Linked DNA regions of Mus musculus: region 2 is linked to region 1. A link is a loop called in an ENCODE intact Hi-C map of the cell type or tissue named here. Cell type or tissue: left cerebral cortex. All regions are shown on one strand. Each heading gives the region's core, and the rest is flanking DNA. Links, peaks and the distances in the headings are about the cores only.

Region 1 (11,491 bases), core at 2,809-6,808:
TTTTCCCAAGACAAACAACCCCCACAGTTTAGAGGGTTTTTTTTTCCTCTCTCCTCCTCCTCACCACCTCCAGAGCCCAGGCCCCTGTCACCATGACAACCGGAACAGAAAGCCTTGGAACTATCTCTCTTACTACGGGGCACATATCTCCCTATAAGGACAATTTTTATATGTCAGCCAAACTGGACTCTGGGGGCTGTTCTTTAAATATATCATTAAGTCATAATGAAATCGGCAGTCTGGAGACAAGGTCTCAATGGTCAAGGAACTAGGGATTCTCATATCTCACTTCAAAGACAAGAGAGCAAAACATGGGAGGGTGTTTTACTGGCAGGGGCGTCACGTCTAAATTCGGGTAGCATTCTGGTTAGTGTGTCCAAGTTCCTCCTTAATTAAGCCAGGTTGGCTTGAGAAGCCAGTTTGAGCGCTAAGACTGGAAATTAGTGTCCCCAGCTGAAACCTGTCCTTGGAGCCTTAGGCTCGTGTAGCCATCTGCCTCCTTGGCCTTATTCCTTGGCTGCCTCCAGTTCACCTCAGCAATAGTCCCATCTCTCTCCTTCCCTCCTCTTCTCCTCTCCATGAAGCAGCCAGGGTCCCAGCCAATGGGAGGATTTCCTACTTGTTCCGCTCCTTGCCTTTCTTCACAGTCATTCTTACCAAGTCTTAAACTAGCCCAGGCCTGTTTCCTCCTCCATCAATCCTGACCATCACTGTCAATGAAAGCATAGTTGTCTTCTGCCTCTGTTTTTGTTATTTGAGGTTTTTGGGTTTGTTTTTGTTGTTGTTGTTGTTGTTTTGTTTTTCGAGACAGGGTTTCTCTGTGTAGCCCTGGCTGTCCTGGAACTCACTTTGTAGACCAGGCTGGCCTCGAACTCAGAAATCCACCTGCCTCTGCCTCTTGGTTTTTTTCTTTTTAATGACTTATTTTATTTCCTAGTGTGAGTGCCTTGTTCCTGTGTATGTCTGAGGAGAGGTTGTCAGAACCTCTAGAACCAGAGTTATGGACAATTGTGAGACCCCATGTAGGTGGAAATTGATCCCAGACCCGCTGCAAGAACAAGTGCTCCTAACCTCTGAGCCATCTCTCCAGTCCTATTTTGGTCTTCTGAGACAGAGTCTTACTCTATGGCTTAAGCTGGCCCTAATCTGAGCTCTTTCTGTCTCTATCCATCTGGTGCTGGGAGTGTAGGTATATAGGGGGTATAGCTCACAGTCGGCTACCTGGATTACTCTAGGCTTCTCTCATTGTTCTTGGAGTGACCTTTCAAAAAATAAATAAGGGACTGGAGAGATGGTTCAGTGAGTGATCTCTGCTCTTTCAGAGGACCTGAGTGCCTGTAGCCCGAGACCCCCAGGTGATCCAACATCCCCATCTGAGGAGACACTCACATACACAGCATACATACACACATGCACACACGAACAAAGCTTTAAAAGTAGATTAAAGGGGAAAGAAATAAAAAGGATGATAATCATAGAATTATCTTCTTTAAAATTCTTCTTAGCTTCCCCTGGTGCATGGAATAAAAGCCTCACTCCAGTTCCCCATCCAGTCTCATCTCAACACCCCCCACACCACCTCCCCGCCACTCCTCACAAGGATTGAACTGATCTGGCTTTAACTTTCTCTAGAGTCTAACAGCTGCCATGAAGTCCTACGTTTCCCACAATGCTCTTTGCTCATTTCCAAGCCTTTACACTTTCCATCCTCTGCTGGAACTCATTCCAGAATTCTACCAGCTCACGGCACAGTGGCCATTTCCTTCTCAACGTTGAGGTCTCAGTTAAGTGACATCCATTCAAGAAGCCCTTCCCTGATCATCTGTATCCAAAATTGCCCTCTTCCATCAGCTAGACCCTACTAGGACCCTTGGTTTATTTCTGTATAAGATTTTCCAGGGCATGTGGCTATCTTGAGTGAGCATTGTATACTTGCTCGTCTCCCCAACTGGGAAAGGAAATTCCTTGAGGGCAGGAATTTGATCTTATTCGGGGATAAAGGACAGATATGAAACACTATTGGTATCTATGTATGTGGGAGAGCCAGCCTGCCTGCCGTTTTGCTAATGACCTCTCCTTCCAGGAAAGGGGCGTTTCTTCTCTCTTTGTTGTGAGGGTTTGATAGCTAGGATTCTACTGAGATGGCGCAAATGAAGGCTTTGGATGAGGAGATCATTAAGTGTAGGATGGACTGGGTTAAGAAAACCAAGAGAAGATATTCAGATGCTAACTGGGAATCGTTGTATATGGAAGATGTGCAAAGGAATGACCAGATAGAGTCTAGTAAGACACAGTGCTGGGGAAGAGACCATCCAGGCATGTGGTCCCAGAGGTGACCGGGAACCAGGTCAGGAGTCATATCATCTTTTTTCACTCTGCTCTGTCTGCTCCATCCCACTCCATGACGGATGGATGCCAAGCAAGGGAGGCAAGGCGAGTAAGTCACTTTGCAGACTTCAGACCACACACACACAGAGAATGGGTGATAAACCAGATAGAAGGGCACAGGTTCTCAGCCTCCGCTGGGTTTAAGGCTGTTTTGATGACTTAGCAGCCAATCAAATTGGGAGCTTATGTTCAGACTGTAGCCGCCATTTTTTTTCCCCTCCTGTGGTCCAGGGAAAAATAAATTTGGTTTCTTTGTTGTTTTTGTTGTTTTGAAAGAGGGTCTCAGGCTGGAGAGATGGCTCAGCAGTTAAGAGCAGAGACTGCTCTTCCAGAGGTCTTGAGTTCAATTCCCAGCAACCACATGGTGGCTCACAACCATCTGTAGTGGGATCTGTTGCCCTCTTCTCGTCTGTCTGAAGACAGCTACAGTGTACTCGTCATATATATAAAATAAAAAAATAAAATCTTTATTTAAAAAAAAAGAAAGAAAACAAGAAAGAGGGTCTCACATAGCCCAGGCTGGTCTTGAACTCACCCAGTGTGTGGGTGCTGAGGATAGTCCTTCTGCCTCTAGCATCCAAGGGTTGGGATTTCAGGCTTGCGATAGCCACGATGTTGGTTCCTAAACAACCAGCTTAGTAATAAACCTGAAAGCAAAATTCCTGGGGGCGGTGGAGCCTGCTTTTACCCTGAACAAGTGGGTGAAGTGTTTTTCTTATTAATAAGCACTGCCTACTCAAAGAGAAAATGAAAATCTTATTCAGCCACCATCTAAATTGCATTATGAAACTTTATAGATGATATTCATAGTATTTCTCACAAAGTTTATGGGACCAATACTTGGTGAAATTTGATTTCTAGATCTGTCGAAGCAGTTGCAGGAAAAAATAGTCCTGCAATCTGTTCCAGTGTTTGCCCTTCTCTGAACAGTTTGCCTCGTGAGAATGTCCACAGCTGACTCATTCTATTCTACAAATACCAAACGGCACCCAGGTCTGTTTCAGGGATATTGGTCAACCTGGAGCTTTTCCAGACATATGCCGCCGGAGGGAAAATATCCGAAATGCAAGTCTTCCTGAACGCTGCCTGTGAAAGTTTCGCCTTTGAGTAGTAGAGGGAGCAGGGGCCAGCCAGAACAGCTGGAAGGAATCGCAGAATCCTTGTGCAGCTCTTCTCTAAAAGTCTTTGGCTTAGATCTTTAACTTTGAAAGCTTAGCTGGTTATATCGAACTCGTCCACAGAAGCAGAGGGGGCTATGTCTACAGCGCCAGCTGCCTAATTGATTGTCTCTGTTAATTAGGCTCTGGATCTGTGAATGGAGCCCCTCAGCCGCAACAGCAACTGGGTTTTCAATTAATTTTGCTCTCTGCTTAAAATGTTCTGGACATTGGAAACATTGTTTAATTATAGTATCCCCATCTGTCTACTCTCTGCATTGTATAACCAGAAAATACACAGTGTGCTTATTGTGTTTATTGATTTATTTAAACTTCAAAGACAATAGAGTGCTATATAATAGGCTGCAGAGAGGGTGGACTCTTATCTCTCTACTGTTTAGAAAAGAGGCAAATTGCTCTGTGCTTTCAAATGTTTGAAACAGTCACTCTGAGAAAAGTTCAAATTTGCCTCTGATTTCTCTGTACTCAGAGATTTTCCTCAGTACAGAAAATTATATCCTAAAATACCTAGATGCCAGCTGGTATATATCCCAAGAGAAGCAGGGTGGACGAAGAGGGTTTTTAAAAAATACCTGGAGAGCCAATTTGTAATGATAGAGATCTTAATTGAATCACCTGGGACCTCATGCTGAAAAAATATGCACTGAGTGCCCGTGGCTTCCACTTAATTAACAGCGTTGTTCCTTTTAGACAGGGTTCGTATGGTTGAGATAAAGCCACTGCAAACATCTGCAGTAAGGCACAATGCCTTCGTGTGTGTGTGTGTGTGTGTGTGTGTGTGTGTGTGTGTGTGTGTGTGCATGCGTGCATGCCTAAATTAGAATGGCCTCATTTCTTTCACTGTGTGTACCGACCCTAGTGAGTCACCCAGACAAAAGGATGCACTAAAATGAGGTAGTTTGCCATCTAGAGAAGAAAAAAAAAAAAAAAAACCACACTGGTCATCTTATGGAAACTAAGCTTAAGAAACACAAGGCACTTAGTGCTTTACTATGAAACCTCTCTGAGGTGGGAGAAATATGTGTGAAATTTGGACTCTCATTTTCTCCAATCTGAGGAGGAATTTGTCTCCTAGAGTCATCTGGCTGGTGGTGATGGGAAGGATCAGTGGGAGCCCCGCTTGGCGGGGCTGCTCAGTAGAAACCCATATGCTCTCTGACATTGATGATAATCATCTTTCCATCATTCCTAGGTTAGTTCTTAGCAGAAATCGGAGCCAGCTCCATCCTGAGAGAGGCTCCTGCTGCGAAACCAGAGCTGGCAATGAATCTTTAACAAAAGATCAAGGACTTGACATTTATTTTTAAGCACGAGAAGGAAGTGTGCAATGTTGGCAGCAAATACAGGGCTAAGAAGAGCTTTTAAACAGTTGCAGAGAGAAGTGGAACTCGGAGGAGCAACCACTCAACCTACTGGTGACTTCACTTTTGTGAACTAGCAACTGACGACTAGGTGGGACAGGAAGAGTGTATATATGTAAATATGTGTAGACAAGACACACATATACGCCCAGCTTCTTAAAGAAGACAGGTGGCACAATGCATTTACCATTTTTATTTTGAATCAGGTTATTTTTAAAAGAAGATTTATTCCTATTATTCCTAATTATGGGTATGAATTACCACTTGAGTACAGGTGTCTATGGAGAATAGAGGTATTGAATACCCCTAGAACTGGAGTAGAGGCAGTTGTGAGCTGCCCAGTATGGGGGCTGGGAACAGAACTGAGGTCCTCCACACAAGGTCAGCAAGACATAACCACTGAACTATCTCTCCTACCCCATCGGGTATGTTTAAACATTTTTATATCCAACTCATGTTTCAGAGTCAATGTCAGGAGGTTTGGTCAACACGAAAGACAGAAAAGCCGCTTGTTTTAATTTTTAACGGACTAGGCTGGCAGAAACAGCAATAACAAAAGTTTTGTCCCCATGCCCCATCAAAGGACTCATGCGTGCAAAGTTGTGAATTTGTTAATTTATGTAGGGGGAGGGAGGTGTGCGTAGTGAAAAGGTTAAATAAAGTGCACCAAGTGAGGATGTATTCTCTTCAAACTGTCCACCTACAGTAAGGAAATAGCTTCAAATTTAATTTTAAACACAACAGATGCAGAAAAAAGTGTGGCTGTCAGGAAATTTGCCAATGAGGTATAATAGGGTGTGAACCTCTCTCTAAAGGAGAGTTATTTCTATCTCAGGGTCCAGTTCAATGTCCTGATTAGTTCTACTAGTAAAGTTAAATGCAGAATATAAATCCTCTCCAGGTGACACACCTTAAAATTCCTCCAGCTGAAGGACTCAGGAGTCACCTTACCAAATGATTTAGAGCATAAATTTAGTTTAGATTGGCTTTTGAAGTAACCACCAACCCCACAATAGGCAGTTTGCAGACAGTGGAAGGCAGGGTGTGTGTGTGTGTGTGTGTGTGTGTGTGTGTGTGTGTGTGTGTGTACACGTGTGTGCGTGTGTATGTGTGACACGTAGATCACAGTCAGTTGGTAGGAGCTTGTTCTTTCCTTCCATCATGTGGCTCTCAGGTGTCAAACTCACTCTCGCTGACATTCTTTTACACTGAACTACTTACATGTTATTAGACGCGTTCTCACGACCGGCCAGGAAAGACGCAACAGACCAGAATCTTCTGCGGCAAAACTTTATTGCTTACATCTTCAGGAGCCAGAGTGCAAGAAGCAAGAGAGAGAGAAAACGAAACCCCGTCCCTATTAAGGAGAATTATCCTTCGCCTAGGACGTGTCACTCCCTGATTGGCTGCAGCCCATCGGCCGAGTTGACGTCACGGGGAAGGCAGAGCACATGGAGTGGAGAATCACCCTCGGCACATGCGCAGATTATTTGTTTACCACTTAGAACACAGCTGTCAGCGCCATCTTGTAACGGCGAATGTGGGCGCGGCTCCCAACATCTCCCCCTTTCCTTTTAATAAGAGCAAATAGGCCACCCATATTAATGAGAGTGGAGATAGAGGTCAAATCCCCAGTGTGTAGGTAAAGGAGCCATGTACAGGATTAGCTCTTAGGCTCACAGGCTTTTACCCAGAGCAACCCTGACCTGCTCCCGTGTCGTTTTGCCTGGGGGAAGGGAACTAGGACACTGAACCTTCATGAAAGATGACATGTCTCCCTAGAATAGGCTCATATATGCCGCAGAGCCTCTCCATTGCAGTGCTTAGCCGTGCAACTCTCTCGGGCTGCTGAAGCACACTCACTCTATCCCGTGCAATGAGTCTAGCCTCGTGAGATGTAAGAGCTGAGTGGCCAGCGACCTATTGCCTAAGCATAGATAACCATATATCAGGGGGAGCTCCATGTTCTAGTCCTGCAAGCGCCTGGGCAATAACCACCTTGTCTCTCCTAGTTTGGGCCTTAAGCTTACAGACCAATCAAAGAAGCAACACTAATCCACAGCAAAGTGTATCTCCAAATAATATTAATCCCACCCATTCTTTAAAGAAGGAAAATGTTGAGGAGATCCAATTGGGTAATCCTTTGGTCAGGGACAGGTCCAAGCGCGTGGAGTTGACCTGAAGTCTCAATTCCCGAAGGATCTGTTCAAATTCAGCCATCCAATTCTGTAACATATACTGAAAAAGACTTTTTGACAATTTAGCTGCCCTAGTAAATTTAACATACTGAATGGAAATAACACACAATCCCGGAAACTTTTGTTCACAACCCTGCTGAGTTATTTGTCATAATACATCTAGTTGTATCTGGACAAGATCTATGAGTTGATTAACCAGCATGAGACCTCTCTGTATTGGGCCAAATAAGTTCATTTGCTCATTAATGGCTCTGAGGTCATGGAGCAGTCTCCACTTTCCTGACTTTTTCTTAATTACAAAAATTGGAGTATTCCAAGGTGAGGTAGAGGGTTCAATATGGCCTAATTTTAATTGTTCCTCTACCAGTTGAATCACAGCTTCTAGTTTTTCAGAGGATAGGTGCCATTGAGGAACCCACACTGGGTCCCCTGTTTTCCATGGTATGGGTCGTGCTGGCCCAATGGCCGCTAAGGAAAACCCAGACCCTGTCTGTCTTGGTTTCCATTAGGTGAGATGGGCTCTATCCTTCCCTGTTCTTGATGTCCTAACCCTTTTCCTTCTTTATAACCCATCTTTGCCATGATATTTTTTGCTTTAGCTGAATACCCTCCCGATGGGGCGTTTTCATTGGACAAAATAAGGCCCAAATGCTGCATAATATCCCTTCCCCAGAGGTTAACCGGGAGTGGGAGCACATAAGGTATGAATTTCCCTTGCTGTCCTTCAGAGGATTCCCACGTCAAGGCAACGGAGCTTATAGTGGGACATGATTGATATCCTAGGCCCTGTAATGAATGAGATGACTCTGTGGTGGGCCATGCTTTGGGCCACCAATGTGTAGAAATTATACTTTTATCTGCTCCGGTATCAAGGATGCCTTCAAACTCTTTTCCGTTGATCTTAAGGCGGAGCTTAGGTCTATCATTTAAAGATACAACCAAATAGGCAGAATCATTTCCTGAGGAGCCCATTTTCTTTATCTCAGGTCCTGCAGATTTTTCCCTGGTATTATCAGGGAGGAGCAGCAGCTGAGCTATCCTATCTCCTTTACTAATAGAAAAAACGCCTTTAGGGCTTGAGCACAGGACCTGTATTTCAGGGGAATGTTGACAATCCATAACTCCAGGGTGGACTACTAAGCCCTGCAAGGTGAGTGAACCCCGGCCGAGAATAAGGCCCATGGTTCCCGGGGGCAAGGATGGTATAGGCTCCACTGGCACCGGCTGAATACTCATTTGAGGCATTAATAGGAAGTCGGAGGCGGCACGCAGGTCCACCCTTGTGGGTCTTCCTGGGTCGCCTCTCTGACTGCTTCCTGGGTCCTGACAAACCGGTTCCCATATCTTTGAGGGCCCTGGGACCGAGGGCCCGATGACCCGTTTTTTGGCACATCAGTTGATTGACTATCAGGTGGGGGAAGGATTCTGCCCTTTATATCCCTCACAGAGCGACACTGGTCAGCTCTATGATAACCCTTGCCACACTTAGAGCAAAGAGTGAGAGTCCCTCCCTGTTTATCTGGAGCTCTGCAATCTTTCTTAAAATGCCCAGGCTTTCCGCAATTAAAACATGTCCTCTGATCATTTCTGCCCATGGAGCGGTTCTGAGATTGGAGGATGGCGGCCGCTAAGCCTGCATTGGTGAGAGGTCCCCCAAGCTCTCGACAGACCCTGAGCCAGTCTTGTAAGCCTTTGTTCTTTCTTGGGGCTATGGCCGCTCGGCACTCCTTTGTGGCTTGCTCATAGATTAGCTGTTCTATCAGAGGCGCAGCTTGCTCTGACTCTCCAAAAATACGCTCTGCTGCCTCTGTCATTCTGGCCACAAAATCTGAGAAGGATTCCTGAGGTCCCTCGACAACTTTTGTTAATTGACCAGTGGTTTCACCTGCTCGGGAGAGCGCCTTCCAGGCCCTAATAGCCGTGGAAGAAATCTGGGCATAAGCTCCCCAATGGTAGTTTGTTTGATCAGCAGAATAAGCTCCCTGACCCGTTAACAAGTCAAAAGTCCAATCTCTCTGCTCTGGAGTCAAAGCAGCTGCGTTTGCTCGGGCCTGCGCTTGTGCAGCTTCGTGCCAAAGCGCTCTCCATTCCATATATTTGCCCATACTAGGGAGAGCGGCTTTTACAACCGTTTGCCAGTCGGCAGGAGTTAGTGCCATGCCGGCAAGCCTGTCTAACTGCACCAAGGTAAAATTAGCATTGGTTCCGTATTTACGGACCGACTCGGCAATTTCTTTAATTTGTAAGTATTCTACCGGAGCGTGGACACGCCCACCCTCGGCTCCTTCAAAGACCGGAAATGCCTGTTGTATTTTCCTTTGTTCCTCTCTGGGAATGAATGAGTCTGCGCACTGCCTCTCTGCGCACTGCCTCTCTGCGCACTGCTGACGCACTACGCAGGGCGGGGGCTCCGCATAGGGCGGACCTTGAAGCCGACTGCCCTGAGGCCAATCAGCAAACTGGCCTTCGCCAGCCGCTTTTGGCTTCCTTAACTGATTAGCTAGCACTTTACCTGGCTGGTACCCTTTTTTCTCATAATGAGCTGCTTCTTCCTCCCAGTCTGTTTCTTCAGAGGAGAATTCTTCATCTGCTTCAGAGCTACTAAGAGCTGGCTCCCCGAGCCCATCCAGCGATGAGCACAGGCTCCTTTTCCTAGAGACCTCCGCTAATTGATCTTTCTTCTTTTCCCTTTTTCCTCTTTTTCTTCTAATCTCTCTCCAGGTATTCCTACCTAACCTTAACTTTTCCTCGGGTTCAAGACCCTTGGAAAGGCCTGTATACTTATTTTGTGTACCATATTTCCTCTTTGTTCCTACTCTCTCTCCCCGCTTTACTTCTGATAGCTTGTCCTGAATTTCATCTAGAATCCGCCCTGCCTTAACCACTTGATAACATGTGAAAAGGAACAAAAGGGCTTCTAACACTAGAAAAAATTCAAGGCCAAACATTTTCCACTTTACTTCTGATAGACTGTCTTGAATTTCCTTAGAAAGTTCAAGATCAGACTTACCTCGTAAAGCTATACTTACGGGTTACTCTCGTTCCCCCAGCTGAAAAGTTCTGAATTCATGTAGTTGAATCCTTCTTAACAGTCTGCTTTACGGGAACCTTTATTACCGCGACCCGCAGTTCTGGTTCTGGAATGAGGGATCTTCCTTGCGCCAGTCCCGAGTTTTTTCTCGTCCCGGAATTCGGCACCAATTGTTATTAGACGCGTTCTCACGACCGGCCAGGAAAGACGCAACAGACCAGAATCTTCTGCGGCAAAACTTTATTGCTTACATCTTCAGGAGCCAGAGTGCAAGAAGCAAGAGAGAGAGAAAACGAAACCCCGTCCCTATTAAGGAGAATTATCCTTCGCCTAGGACGTGTCACTCCCTGATTGGCTGCAGCCCATCGGCCGAGTTGACGTCACGGGGAAGGCAGAGCACATGGAGTGGAGAATCACCCTCGGCACATGCGCAGATTATTTGTTTACCACTTAGAACACAGCTGTCAGCGCCATCTTGTAACGGCGAATGTGGGCGCGGCTCCCAACACTTACAGGCCTCAAGTCTGGTTTCAGTCTTCTTGGCTTGGCCTAATTATTTCTGCTTTTCTCGACACACGTGAAGACGTTCATGGTAATTGGGGAGACTAGAGACCATTTCTCAAAGACAAATACAGGAGTGACAGAGCCAATAATTTTTTTTTTTGAAACAAGGTTTCTCTGTGTAACCTTGGCTATCCTAGAATTGGATCTGCAGAGCAGGCTGGCCTCGAACTCATGGAGATCACCTGGAGATCTACCTCCGGAGTGCTGAGATTAAAGGCATGCATCAGTGCATCACCACTGCCTGTCCCATGAAATCTTTTTTTAAAAGATTTATTTATTTATTTATTTATTTATTTATTTATTTATTTAATGTATACGAGTACACTGTAGCTGTACAGATGGTTGTGGTTGCTGGGAACGAAGGTTGCTCACTCCAGTCGGCCCTGCTCACTCTGGCCTAAAGATTTATTCATTATTAAATCTAAGTACACCAGGCATGATGGCGCACGCCTTTAATCCCAGCTCTCGGGAGGCAGAGGCAGGCGGATTTCTGAGTTCGAGGCCAGCCTGGTCTACAAAGTAAGTTCCAGGACAGCCAGCAGGGCTATACAGAGAAACCCTGTCTCGAAAAACCAAAAATAAAAAAAATAAAAATAAAATCTAAGTACACTGTAGCTATCTTCAGACGCACCAGAAGAGGGCGTCAGATCTCATTAAGGATGGTTGTGAGCCACTATGTGGTTGCTGGGATTTGAACTCAGGCCCTTCAGAAGAGCAGTCAGTGCTCTTAACCGCTAAGCCATCTCTCCAGCCCATGAAATCTTATCCATA
Region 2 (11,491 bases), core at 2,524-6,523, 93 kb before region 1:
GACAGCTGCTATGTAGGGAGTTTGTGGCTAGCCTGGCACAAAAGAAAGAAAAGGAACAAACTGGTTTAAAATACAGGATGGATAATTTTTGAACGAACTGTGCTAGAGGCTGGAGATACCGCTCCACAGTTAAGAACATTTGCTGCTCTTATAGAGGACCTGGGTTCAGTTCCCAGCACCTACATCAGATGGCTCACAACCTTCTATAACTCTAGCTCCAGGAGATCAGCACCCCTTCTGGCCTCTGGGCACCAACTTAGATTCATACGCATAAATAAATACATCTTAAATTTTGTAAATACTAAGTAAAAAGCCTTTCAAAAACATTTAGTGTTTGAGTGACAGAAAGCAGGTTTGCCTATGGAGCCATAATCGAGAAAGTGGCGCAGAGCAGAGGGAACGGTAGACTCGGAGGCCCAAGAAAATCTTGGAAGGGTGAACTATCGGTACCCTCTCCCCGCCCTTCCCCCCGCCCCCTTACTATGTTACCTCGGCTAGCCCGGGACACGCTTATGTAGACTAGGTTGGCCTCAACTGAAAGCTGGGCCAGGTGCGGTGTGGCCCCCAATGCACATCTGCCCATAGTTGAAAGTTTTAATTTTACAGATAGATGCTAAGTGATATTCCTGAGATCGCAGTGTAAATGCATTTGATAGCTTGTTATTCGGCAGGGGGCTGTAACATGCTTTGTATTTCTAGAATACATGGAGGAAGAAGCAATGATATGGGGGAGTAACACCACAGAGTTCCAGATGAAAATCTCTTGTAGTCTAGTGTGGTGGTGTATATCTTAATCCCAGGCACAGTAGGCCAGTTCAGTCTACCCAGTGAGTTCCAGGCCAACCAGGGATATGATACAAACATACACACTCCTCCCACACATATGAATAGGAGTGATCCTGCCCCCCCCCCCCCAAAACCCCCTGGTTTTCTGAAATGCTATATAAACCAATGCCACCAGTCCTGGTGATTATCCTTAATCTCCATCGTGGTGATGGCTTCCTAGGCATATAGCAGATATCAGAACTCATGTAACAATGCACCCCAATAGAAGAAATATAGAGGCAGTTCATACTATCAGCTCTGGAGGCTGAAGCAGGAGGATTACTGCGAGTTCAAGGCCAATCTGGGATACCTAATGAGACTTCAAAATAAAAATAAAACAATTAATATGTGCCAGAGTCACATGCTGCGGGTTGGAAGAGAGCCTGAAGATATGAGCTGCACCTCTGAGACTCACAGCATAGAGAAGGAATTTGATTCAAAAATTTTAAATCCAAGGGCTGGAGAGATGGCTCAGCAGTTAAGAGCTCTTCCGGAGGTCCTGAGTTCAATTCCCAGCAACCGCATGGTGGTTCACAACCATCTGTAATGGGATCCAATGCCCTCTTCTGGTGTGTCTGAAGACATCTACAGTGTACTCAAATGCCTAAAATAAATAGATAAATCTTTTTAAAAAAAATTTAAATCCAGATGCAAAGAAAGCCGTAGGTGTTGGTTGTGTGTGTCTTCCTGGGAAGGTCAGAGGATGACAGGGTGGACAAAGCTGGGGAAGTCAGCCATTGAGTGCAGGTAAGCTTGGGCTAGCATAGGGCACAGTGTTAAAGTAGCAAGAGGAGTCACTAAGTGGGCAGCTTTTGTTCCCTTGAGCCGTTTGTGTAAAGTCTGGCTTTGTCACAGGGACCTTTGTGTGGAGTTTGAGAGAGAGGCCATGGTTCCCAGAGCAGCTTCATTGTGCCTGGGGGGTGGGGGTGGGGGGTCTTATGCTCCCTGGCTGTTTCCAGAAACACGGTTCAGGTCTGGACTGAGGCCGGTGACTATCTCTCTGCTTGCTGCTTGAGCTGTACCTGGGCAGGAAGGCATCCCCTTATCCAGCTGTTCAGTTCCCAGCTCCTCCGCAGGAAGTCTGCCTTTCTCTGGCCAGAGGCACCAACCCTGAAGACCTGTACTCCTGACAGAATGGCTGTCTAGGCACAGTGCTCAGAGCCCCATCTGGTGCTTTTAGTCATCTGTCAGCTCCACACCCCAGATTTCTTCAGAGTTCCTTGTTTCCGTGTCTGTTTTTATGCTGGTCCCCCCACCCCCACCCCGCAACCCCCCAGAGCTGACTAGGAAGTTAAATTGGGATACCATTGTCACACCACATTAAAAATGCAAGCAGCAAGGCAGAGCATGTCGGCCAGACAGCTCATTGAGACCAGAGGAGGGAAACCTGTGCTAATGGAGGGAGATGCCAGATTGCATGGTAAGCCCTGGCTTCTTTCTGTCACCTCTGTCTGTCACTGGCAAGCCAGAAGGCAGGCCAAGCTAGAGGGTGAAATGAGACTTCTGCCCATTGGGCATCATTGAGATCACGTACACAGCAGAAGAGGAGCCCTGGAATCCCCACTTAGGACTGGAACTGCTGAGGGGCCAGGAGCAAGGCAAATGATGAGTGCAGGCTCTTGTGCTGGGGTCCAAGTAAGAAGAGGGCAAACCAAAGGGTCTGTACTGGCTTTCCATGCCTAGCCACTGTGTGTGAGAGGCCACTGTGTGTGACATCCGTGCAGATTAATTCTCCCAGTGAATTCCTTGTCGGGCAACGTGAAGAACGGAGGGGTATTTAATTACTTGCAGTTCTGTTGTTAAATAAAGATCAACTTTGTCAGTGTGTCCCAGGCTTGCCATAGCTTCCCGAGTGCTGGTGTTACACACTGCACCATCACACCAGCCTGGCTACTCTCTTGTCATCTGTACCCCTGTCCATCAAGTCACCTGAGCTGGTAAAAATAGCCCGAGTGTGTGGGCTGCCTTCATCTCTGAACTGTTTATTCTGTCTTCACCACCTCCTGCCCCATGCCACCTGCCAGCTAGAGCTCTTGCTGGCCGCATGCTCCCTTCTGCATGGGCAGTCAGGTTGGTTGCGATTTGGGGTCGGTTTCCCAAATAAGTAACATGGATGTCTAACTATTGATTTGTCTTCTTGTATTTCAGTCCTTCCAGGGAAGTCAAGGGCGAGCCTACCTCTTCAACTCAGTGTGAGTGTTTCTGACTGGGTACCTGTTTATTGGGTGCAAGTCTCGAGGGGCGGGGCAAGCACTCCTCTGATTCATCAATGACCTCTCTCTGCCTTAGTAATATTAGTAATAATAAAATCCCTAGGGGCATTCCCATTAACCACTGGTAGTCAGTTACCTTAGGGGAAATTTGGTTGGCATCATCTCCAACTAAAACTAATGGTACTCGCTGCAGTATCCCCAGCACAGGGAAAACTTAGAGGGGTCTCTGATAGACCTTCATCGTGGAGGTCAGCCAGACCTGAGATTTGTGACGGTGTGTGTGAGTGTGTGTGTGTGTGTGTGTGTGTGTGTGTGTGTGTGTGTGAGGGTGTATGTGAGAGAGAGAGAGAGAATGAGAAAGAGAGAGAGAAAGGAAGGAAGGAAAAAGGAAGGAAGGAAGAAAGAGAGAGGAAAGAAAGAACGAACGAACTTATGTTAGGGGCAAGGCTTAGGAAGAGCCTCGTCCCTTCTGCAGAGGATGTCGACACAGCCTGTCACGGGATTCAGCCTCTGACTTGGCTAGGAAGACAAAAGCTCGCAGACATCTGATAAACTGTGAAAGGAAATGTAGCTCATTCCTTGGAGCAGGTGTTCTGTAAAGCAGGTGTGATAGATACTCAAGGGTCACTCACCCTGATGATACAGACGGAAACACATGGTCTTGTTCACTGTCTTAGGCAATCCTCTGTAACCCCTGTGCAACCATCTCGAGGCTGAGCCTCCCTTTCAATTACAAGACCAGGGGGGAAGAGATGGCCAAGGCCGTGCTGCCAAGCCTGACAACACAGTTGGGTCGCTTGAAAGCTAAGCTTACTGTAGGAGGAAAGAACCCATTCCCAAAGCTGTCCTTGCCTCCATGAAGGCACCACAGCATGCATGTATCCACCCAACAAGTAAATGTAACGTGAGTTTTCTTTTAGTTACAAGATTATAAATTAGTGTCAGAAAATTTAAATCCTAAGCAAACTGTCATCCAGAGCTATTTTGGTCAACCCACAGAACTGAATCTTGCAGATGCAGGATTTATTCCCACGGAGACATTTCCATGTGGTTACCTTTGAGGCGATGGATGTTTCTCATTTCAGTTTTAGACCAGTTCCTTCTCCCTGTAGGCTTCCCTGGGAGTAGGCCTGTCCAGTCGGTTTTTGCCAGGAGCTCAGCTTGAATGACTAATGGCTGTTTATCCTTCTGACTAACCACCCGCTCGCTCTCTTTCTGTCTTTGGCACAGAGTTAATGTGGGCTGTGGGCCTGCAGAAGAGCGGGTGTTGCTAACAGGACTACATGCCGTTGCAGACATTTACTGTGAAAACTGCAAAACCACTTTGGGCTGGAAATATGTAAGTACAACGAGCCTGGGAGGGAGGGCCTCCTGGGTAAGGGATGCTTTCTTCCAAGGGCTGCCCTCAGCCCTGGGGGCTCGTACCTTTGTAAGAAAGGTAATCCTGTTCATCCCTTCACCTGGCCTGGAAACACTTCCGTGGGAGCGCACGAGTACAATTATTAGCAGGGCCTTAAAGCATCTCCTGAAAGCTGACTGTAACAACCCTGGGAAGACGGCTCAGTCAGCAAACTGCTTGTCCATAAACATGAGGACTTGTTGAGTTCTGATACCCAGGACCCTTGGGAAAAGCTGGGTGCAGCAATACATGCTTGTAATCCCAGAACTGGGTAGGCATAGACTCGGAGAATCCCCGAGGCAGCCTGTGCAGCCAGTGGGGGAGCTCCTGATTCAATGGGAGGCACTCAAAAAGGTAACTCAGGAAGACACTTGACACTATCCTCTGCCTAACACATCTTCATTTTCTCTTTCTCTCTCACACACACAAACACACACATGCACACACCAACAAGTATATACATATACACAAAAATAAGAAACACTAGCTATCCAAACATGGTCCTATACACTTACAATCCGTGCACTTAAAAGATTAAAGCAGGTAGATGACAGACCCAGATGGATCACATGAGACCCTGTTTCAATGAAGTAACAGAGACAGACAGACAGACAACTAACAAAATACAGAACTGTCTGAGTATGTTAGCTGGGCTTGGGTCTCTACAAAAGTATGATCAGTGCTTCCACAGTTACCAGCTAGTTTTTGCATGCCGTCTAAGCAGCAGAATGAGGCTCCAACGGGCTCTGTCTCTTAGCTGGCTTTATGCCCTCACGCTCAGCCTTTTCAGTGCTAAGCAATTCAATGTCACCTGTGCATTGCGGTACAAGCCTGTGATTTTTGTATTTTGGAGGAGGTGGCAGGAGGAGCTTGGCCTCTCTGGGGAACTAATAAAATCTCTTAAAAGATATAATAAAGTTTATTACAGGGAAATAAATTAAGGAGCAATGGGGCCGTGTGGTGGCGGTGATGTTAGGTCTTGCCAAGGGACAGATTGTCCTGAAAGTTGGGTCCTTTTCTTCAGCCCGCCACGAGCAGTTGTTACAGGAACGCACCACCACATGATCACAGTTCTGCTGTTGATCCTAGAACTCCTTCATCCATTGAGATGTTGGGTTAGAGGAAGAGATAACCCTGAGTAGGCTGGTTTCATTTGTTGCTTGAGGTTCGGGTTTGGTGATCTGACAATTTTATAAAAAGCTGTTGACTATAAACTTACTGGGAGTGAGTACTGTAGGAAGCACTTGCCTAGAAGCCCTGAACTTGACCCTGGCATCAGGAGAGGAAAAAAGATGGCGATCCACTCCCTATCGTGATGATGGGCAGGACATCGGGGAAGCATCCGATGGCTTGTATTGATCGCCTTGGTGTACCCAACTCTGTTCTGTTCCTTTGTCTTGGTATTTTTATGAACCTACAGAACAACCCTACAGTGCAGTGGCTCTCAACCTTCCTAATGCTGTGACCCTTTAGTACAATTCCTCATGGTGTGGTGACCCCCCAACCACAAAGTTGTTTCTGTTGCTACTTTATAACTGTAATTTTGCTACCGGTATGAATGATGATGCCAATATTTTTGAAGACTGAGGTTTGCCCAAGAGGTTGTGACCCATAGGTTGAGACACTGAGTAGCTAATCGGTTAGTTAAGTGAGCGGTTCCAGAGACTGACCCAGATTATTGACTTCCTGCTGGAGTTCAGAGCCACCATCACGGATGCCGGTGGGCAGGTGATCCACTTTGCATTTCTTCTATTTAATAAGAAAACCTCGTATCACAGGATGCTGGGAACTCACTATGTAGCCCAGGCTGTACTCCTTCCTCCTGCCTGTTTCCCAGTGCTGGGATTATAGGAATGCCCCTTGATACCGGAGGAAAACTCACCCTAGTATTCTTACTCTTCTTCATTTCTGCCCTAAACACAGGCACAACAGGTCTTATTCTCAAATTATAGCACAGACAGACAGACAGACAGACAGACAGAGTGCACAGGAAAATCTGCTGAATCCATAGCTGCTGAATCCATAGTACCGAGTGTTTGCACATTCTCTGGTCTCCTAGCTCCCCTCTTCCTCACTTTGTAGATTGATTCTTCACTCAACAAGACAACTTAAAGTCTGAACTCTTGTTCTAAAACACAAGAAATAGAAAGTTCTGAATAGAGGTGGTAGTTCACTAGTAATGCCCGCTGAGCAGTGGTAGCACAGGCCTCTAATCCTAGTACTTGGGAGGCAGAGGTAGGCCGACCTCTGCATTCCAGGACCACCAGAGACGCAAGAGTCTCTGTCTTGAAAACAAACAGAAAAAAAAAAGCTGTAGTTTGTATCATTATTATTTTGGAACAGTAGGATTTGGTTTCTTACTGATCTCAGAGGCTCTGCCAGAAGAGCCCCTTATCTACTGCTTGTGCCTCTGTCATTACCCACGTGACTTCCGGGAGAGGTGTTCTGGGATAATGTATAAATGCTCGTGTGCTTCCTCACTCTGCATGTGAGATAGTCCTTTGTCCTATATTGGGAAGAAAGGCCTTCTGTAGGGCTCGCTGAGAGGCTCCACGGGGGCGGGATGGTGGTGGAAGCAACCTGCCAGGGAGGTGGAGAGGGTGGGGTGGGAGGAGGTTCTGCAGCTCGGGGGTTCATGCAGTGTCTAGTACCCTGGAGCACAGTAGTGAAAGAAAAGCACTTGATTCACCTGAGGTGGAAACAGGGAGAACAGAAAGTAAGACCTGATTGGCCTTATAGTCTGGAGGTACTTGCTATCCTACTTATGTATAACAGGTGCAGCTTTTTGTTGTTGTTGTTGTTTTTGTTGTTTTTCCGAGACAGGGTTTCTCTGTGTAGCCCTGGTTGTCCTGGAACTCACTTTGTAGACCAGGCTGGCCTCGAACTCAGAAATCCTCCTGCCTCTGCCTCCCAAGTGCTGGGATTAAAGGCATGCGCCACCACCGCCAGCTAACAGGTGCATCTTAAGATGATAACCAGACTTCTAGAAACAAATGTCTGTAAGGCAGACTCCTAGTAAGCTTCAGAGATCCCAGTTCCCTCAAGAGCTCACATACATGTATGTGTGCAAATGAATGTCAGCTTAAGACAGGGATCACTATGTAGCTAGCCATAGCTTCCCTGGAGCTCACACAGACGCCTCTGCCTCTGCCTCTGCCTCCGGAGTGCTGGGATCAAAGGTGTGTACCACCTTGTCAGGGCTTTTTTTTTTTTTTTTTTAATTAAGAAGCCAAGAAACTTCACATAAAACCAAGGTTGTCTACTGCAATGCTCCCAAACTGGCTTCCAAGATCAGCAGCTGCCTTTCATCTGTTTCCTGAAGGCCTGTTATCTGACTTTCAGTCTTCCAGGAATGCAGAAGTTTGCAAAGCAAGAACATCTCTGCTTAAAGTTTTTATTGTGTTACAGGCAGCAGAAAGAAGTGACTACATATGGGCATTTGTGGGTATTGGAGAGGAAGGTGTACTGAGAATAGAGCTAAGGGAAGGCGTGGGGAAGAGAGGGCAGTGAGGTGCCTGCCGCAGGTGAGATTGGGATCCCAGGCTGAGTAGCTGGGAAAGAGCTTCCTGAGATGGTGACGTTTGAGCAAAAGTTTAAAAGAGGAATGATCCAAATAAATTCTGTCATGATACTGAGGAATCCCAGATGTCCCTCGGTTGTGCTGCTAACAGCAGGAACTCAGGACACTTGCGTGCTGGAGTGTTTGGGGCACCTGATGGCTGTCCAGGCGCCTGTCGTCAGCCACATCGCTGCTTCTGTGTCTCAGAAGTCATCTGTGCCTTTGGTCACTCTGTGTCTTTTTTTTCTCTTCCTCTGTTTTATAGGAACATGCTTTTGAAAGCAGTCAGAAATATAAAGAAGGCAAATACATCATTGAATTAGCACACATGATCAAGGACAATGGCTGGGACTGACCTGATAGCATCCATCCGGTCCAGCATCCATGTGAATGCCACCCAACTGAACATTCTACCCAAGCGTGAGAGAGTGACTGAACACACTCGGTTCCATCAACTTAGGGGCCTTGCCATCAGGGGTCATCCTCCCACCCTGACACCATCATTTTTGGTGACTGGCCTCTAAATCACTGTCTCTCTGTCTCTTTGCTTTGTATCTGTTTGTGAGTTGATCTTGGCTTCTCTGTTCTAGTGTTGGCTGAAAACAGTTACGAGCTGGAACGGACCCTTGGCTGCATGGTGGCAGCCCTACTTGAGGGGGGGTGGCCCTGCCCACATGAGAGCTGCCTGATGGCTGTCAGAACATCGGCATGTGAGCATGAGCAACAGAACAGGGGAACCTGGGAGTCCTAGGATTGGGGAAGGGGCAAGAGGGTGCAATATAACTGTACTGTTCTTGGAGACCTGCTAACTTAGGCTTGAAATAATTGACTCCTTCAAAAGGACAAAGAGAAAAAAAAATACCTCGTGGCTTTTGTTCTCTCTGATGATACACTCCTGCCCTAGCATCAGATGTGCCAGGACAGCGGATTAGCACAAGAAGCATCCTTGATTCTAGCTGACAGGGCAGGACCCTAGCATTCTGGACCTGGACTGGAGAAGGTCCTGCTAAAGAGAATGGGGGGTGGGGAGTGTGTGTGTGTGTGGGGGGGGGTAAAGCTCAGTGGGTTTTAGTGATTCTGCCCTCTTTCCCCCCCGCCCCCTCCTGGGCAATCACCTTCTTGGTCTTCTTAACTGATTTAGGTTGCAGGAAAAGATACAAGATGTGTGTGTCCCATTTAGCCCAAAGCACAGTAAAAATCGGTAATGGAGGAGAGCCAGGAGCTGGAGGCGTTGCTGTGGACCGGGAACTCCTGATAGCAAGCAGGAAATGTAAAAATGCAGAGGCAAGGTTCTGGGAGGAAGAGTTCAGATTGGAGCCAGTGAAGGCTTAGCACATCTTTCCTCATCCGATGATCAGTAGCTTCCATGGGACCAGCAATTCTTTGTGCACAACGTTTCTGAGTTTTGGGTTTTTTTTCCCCCCTCCAATTTTATCACCATAACCTGGAAACAAAGATCCAAGATTACACCTCCATTCTTAGCCCTGACTCTCCTATGTGGATAGACATCTTTTAACAGTGTGGTCCAGCAGTAGGGAGGGATTACAGATTCAATATTACTCCTTCACCCACCGCACGCACCCAAGCTTCCTTGAGTTAGGGTTGGGGAGGAAAGAAAAAATAATCCCTGTAAATCTCTTAAAATGAAAAAGAATTTATTGTGTGTAATCAACACTGTGAAGGCTGTGTTGCATCAATCCAGCTATTATGTGGATTTGAAATCCTGTTTGAATCCATTTCGTTTATTTCTTAGGCAGAAGATAATGTTAAAATATGGGCATATTAGGTACTTCTCAGAATCTTGTTCTCTAGCTAGGCTGGTCCTACAGGAAAATTCACCTCTGAAAAAAAAAAGCCCAAGAAGAGAAGGAGCAAGAGTGAGCTCATGGAGATAAGAGCCTGTTGCCTGGCTAACCAATGCTAAAGCATCCCTCCAGGAACATTTTCCAGTCCACATCCCCAGCAGAACCAAATTCCATCAGGGAGAAAGCCGTGGTGGACACGGCTTTGTCCTGATCTGGAAATGGACAAATTGAGACTTGCCAGGGCAATAGGAAGTCAGCCAGCTCAGTAGACTGCCTGTCTTCTGGGACACAAAAGGATTCCTAGAAACAGAATTTTGTTCCTCAAGTCTGCTTGTCCTGGGCCCTGGAAGACTAGCTCTGCCCCACCCCCACCCCCACCCCACTGCACAGCAAGGCCCACTGAGGGCCAGAAAAACTACCCGTGACTCCCAGGCTCAAGTGGTCAGTGACACACATTTCTCCAGTTTCACATTCCTAAGACTTGCCAGCTCCAAGCGTCATCCATTGTCCCCTCTTTATCCTGTTCGAAGATGTGGCCTTCATTAAAGATTTGATTAGACCCTTTGCTCAGGGAATACCTAGCTACATACACACTACAAGTCCTTTTTTTTTTTTTTTTTTTTAACTAGGGGGTGGGGATCAAACCTAGGTAGTTTCTTAAAAACTAAAGTTGGTGACTTGCAGAAACTGGATCTATGGTGCCCTGGGTGGAGAAAGGGGCAGGGTCCTTGAACTACAAGTTTGGGGGTGGGACCAAAACTCATCAGGCTTCCCTTTGTGACGGTGAAACCAAAAGTGCTTCTTATGACCATTCTTAGCTCCACTCACAGCTTGTCTACCTAACACTTAGCAGTATTAGCGAGTCCTCAGCCCAGCGGGCGGCAGAGGCTCCTGCACCCAAGGCCTCTCTGGTCAGTTTTTTTTTTTTTCCTCACCAAATGATTGACTCAGCATAACCAAAGACCTCACCCCTTCACTCCACATAGGTTCAGGGAAAGGGAAGTCCTTTGGGTGACCTTGGGCAGGGGTGGGCAAGGACAGAAGAGGAGAAAGGGAAGGCCTGAGGGTACCTCAGCCGCCAGCTACCTTCACTTTGAAGTCTAGCTGACCAGCTCTCGCTCCACCTGCCCTGTGCCACTGTGGATGATGGGGCTATTGTCACCCTGGAATCCATCCACCCACCCCCGCCCCACCTCCGCATCTCCCCCCAGGCTGCTGATGAGTAAATCAACATGAGTCAAGTATAGCCAAGCTTGATGCTTGCATGCTCGCAGCGGGACCTGGCTGAGTACCGACCACCCCAGCTCCTATGACAGATCATGTAGATAAAGTAAAGATCTCAGCTGGTGGATCAATGTGTACAAAAGAGGTGTCCCCTTTATAGTGGAGATTTCCAAGTATATACATATATATCTATACAGTCGCTTGTGAAATATACTTTTGTAAATAATATTTAATTTTTTTAAATAATATATTTGGTGCTGTATTCTCAGACCCCCCTGAGAGCACTTTTATTTTCAATTCTATAGCTTCCTCTGTGTTATATTTTAAGGGAAAGGATAATCAACAAGACACTTTTTTTTTTCCTTTAAGGATCTGTAACTATAAAATGGATTGAGGCTTTAAAACATTTTTGCAGTTTTCTGTTTGCATTTTTACCCAGCAGAACAGACTAGTAAATTACCAGGTT

What was found. Peaks named below come from ENCODE experiments on the same cell type or tissue, not always from the same donor. Only the 100,000 strongest peaks of a DNase experiment are listed, where the experiment ranks them.
Region 2: a loop joins it to region 1, with 2.5 times the contacts of the local background. A loop is called at or near these places in 1 of 42 quality-filtered maps.

Annotation. Positions count from the first base shown.
Region 1 is chr11:86,844,816-86,856,306 of GRCm38, reverse strand. All of the region lies in intron 3 of Gm33742 (a long non-coding RNA gene), which reads left to right. Gm51288 (predicted gene, 51288) reads left to right here and starts at 3,649; the gene lies at 3,649-3,703. In left cerebral cortex, for the core only: no CTCF peak of the experiment used is centred there; DNase peaks (open chromatin) are centred at 3,083, 3,296, 4,019 and 4,673; H3K27ac peaks cover 2,007 bases.
Region 2 is chr11:86,937,459-86,948,949 of GRCm38, reverse strand. Ypel2 (yippee like 2) reads left to right here. Exons shown (of 5, transcript NM_001005341.3): 3 at 2,974-3,017; 4 at 4,269-4,377; 5 at 8,262-11,491. The coding sequence ends at 8,351. Among named protein-coding and RNA genes, the nearest start is that of Gm51915, 40 kb to the left of the region's middle. In left cerebral cortex, for the core only: no CTCF peak of the experiment used is centred there; DNase peaks (open chromatin) are centred at 2,703, 3,620, 4,227 and 4,717; H3K27ac peaks cover 2,655 bases.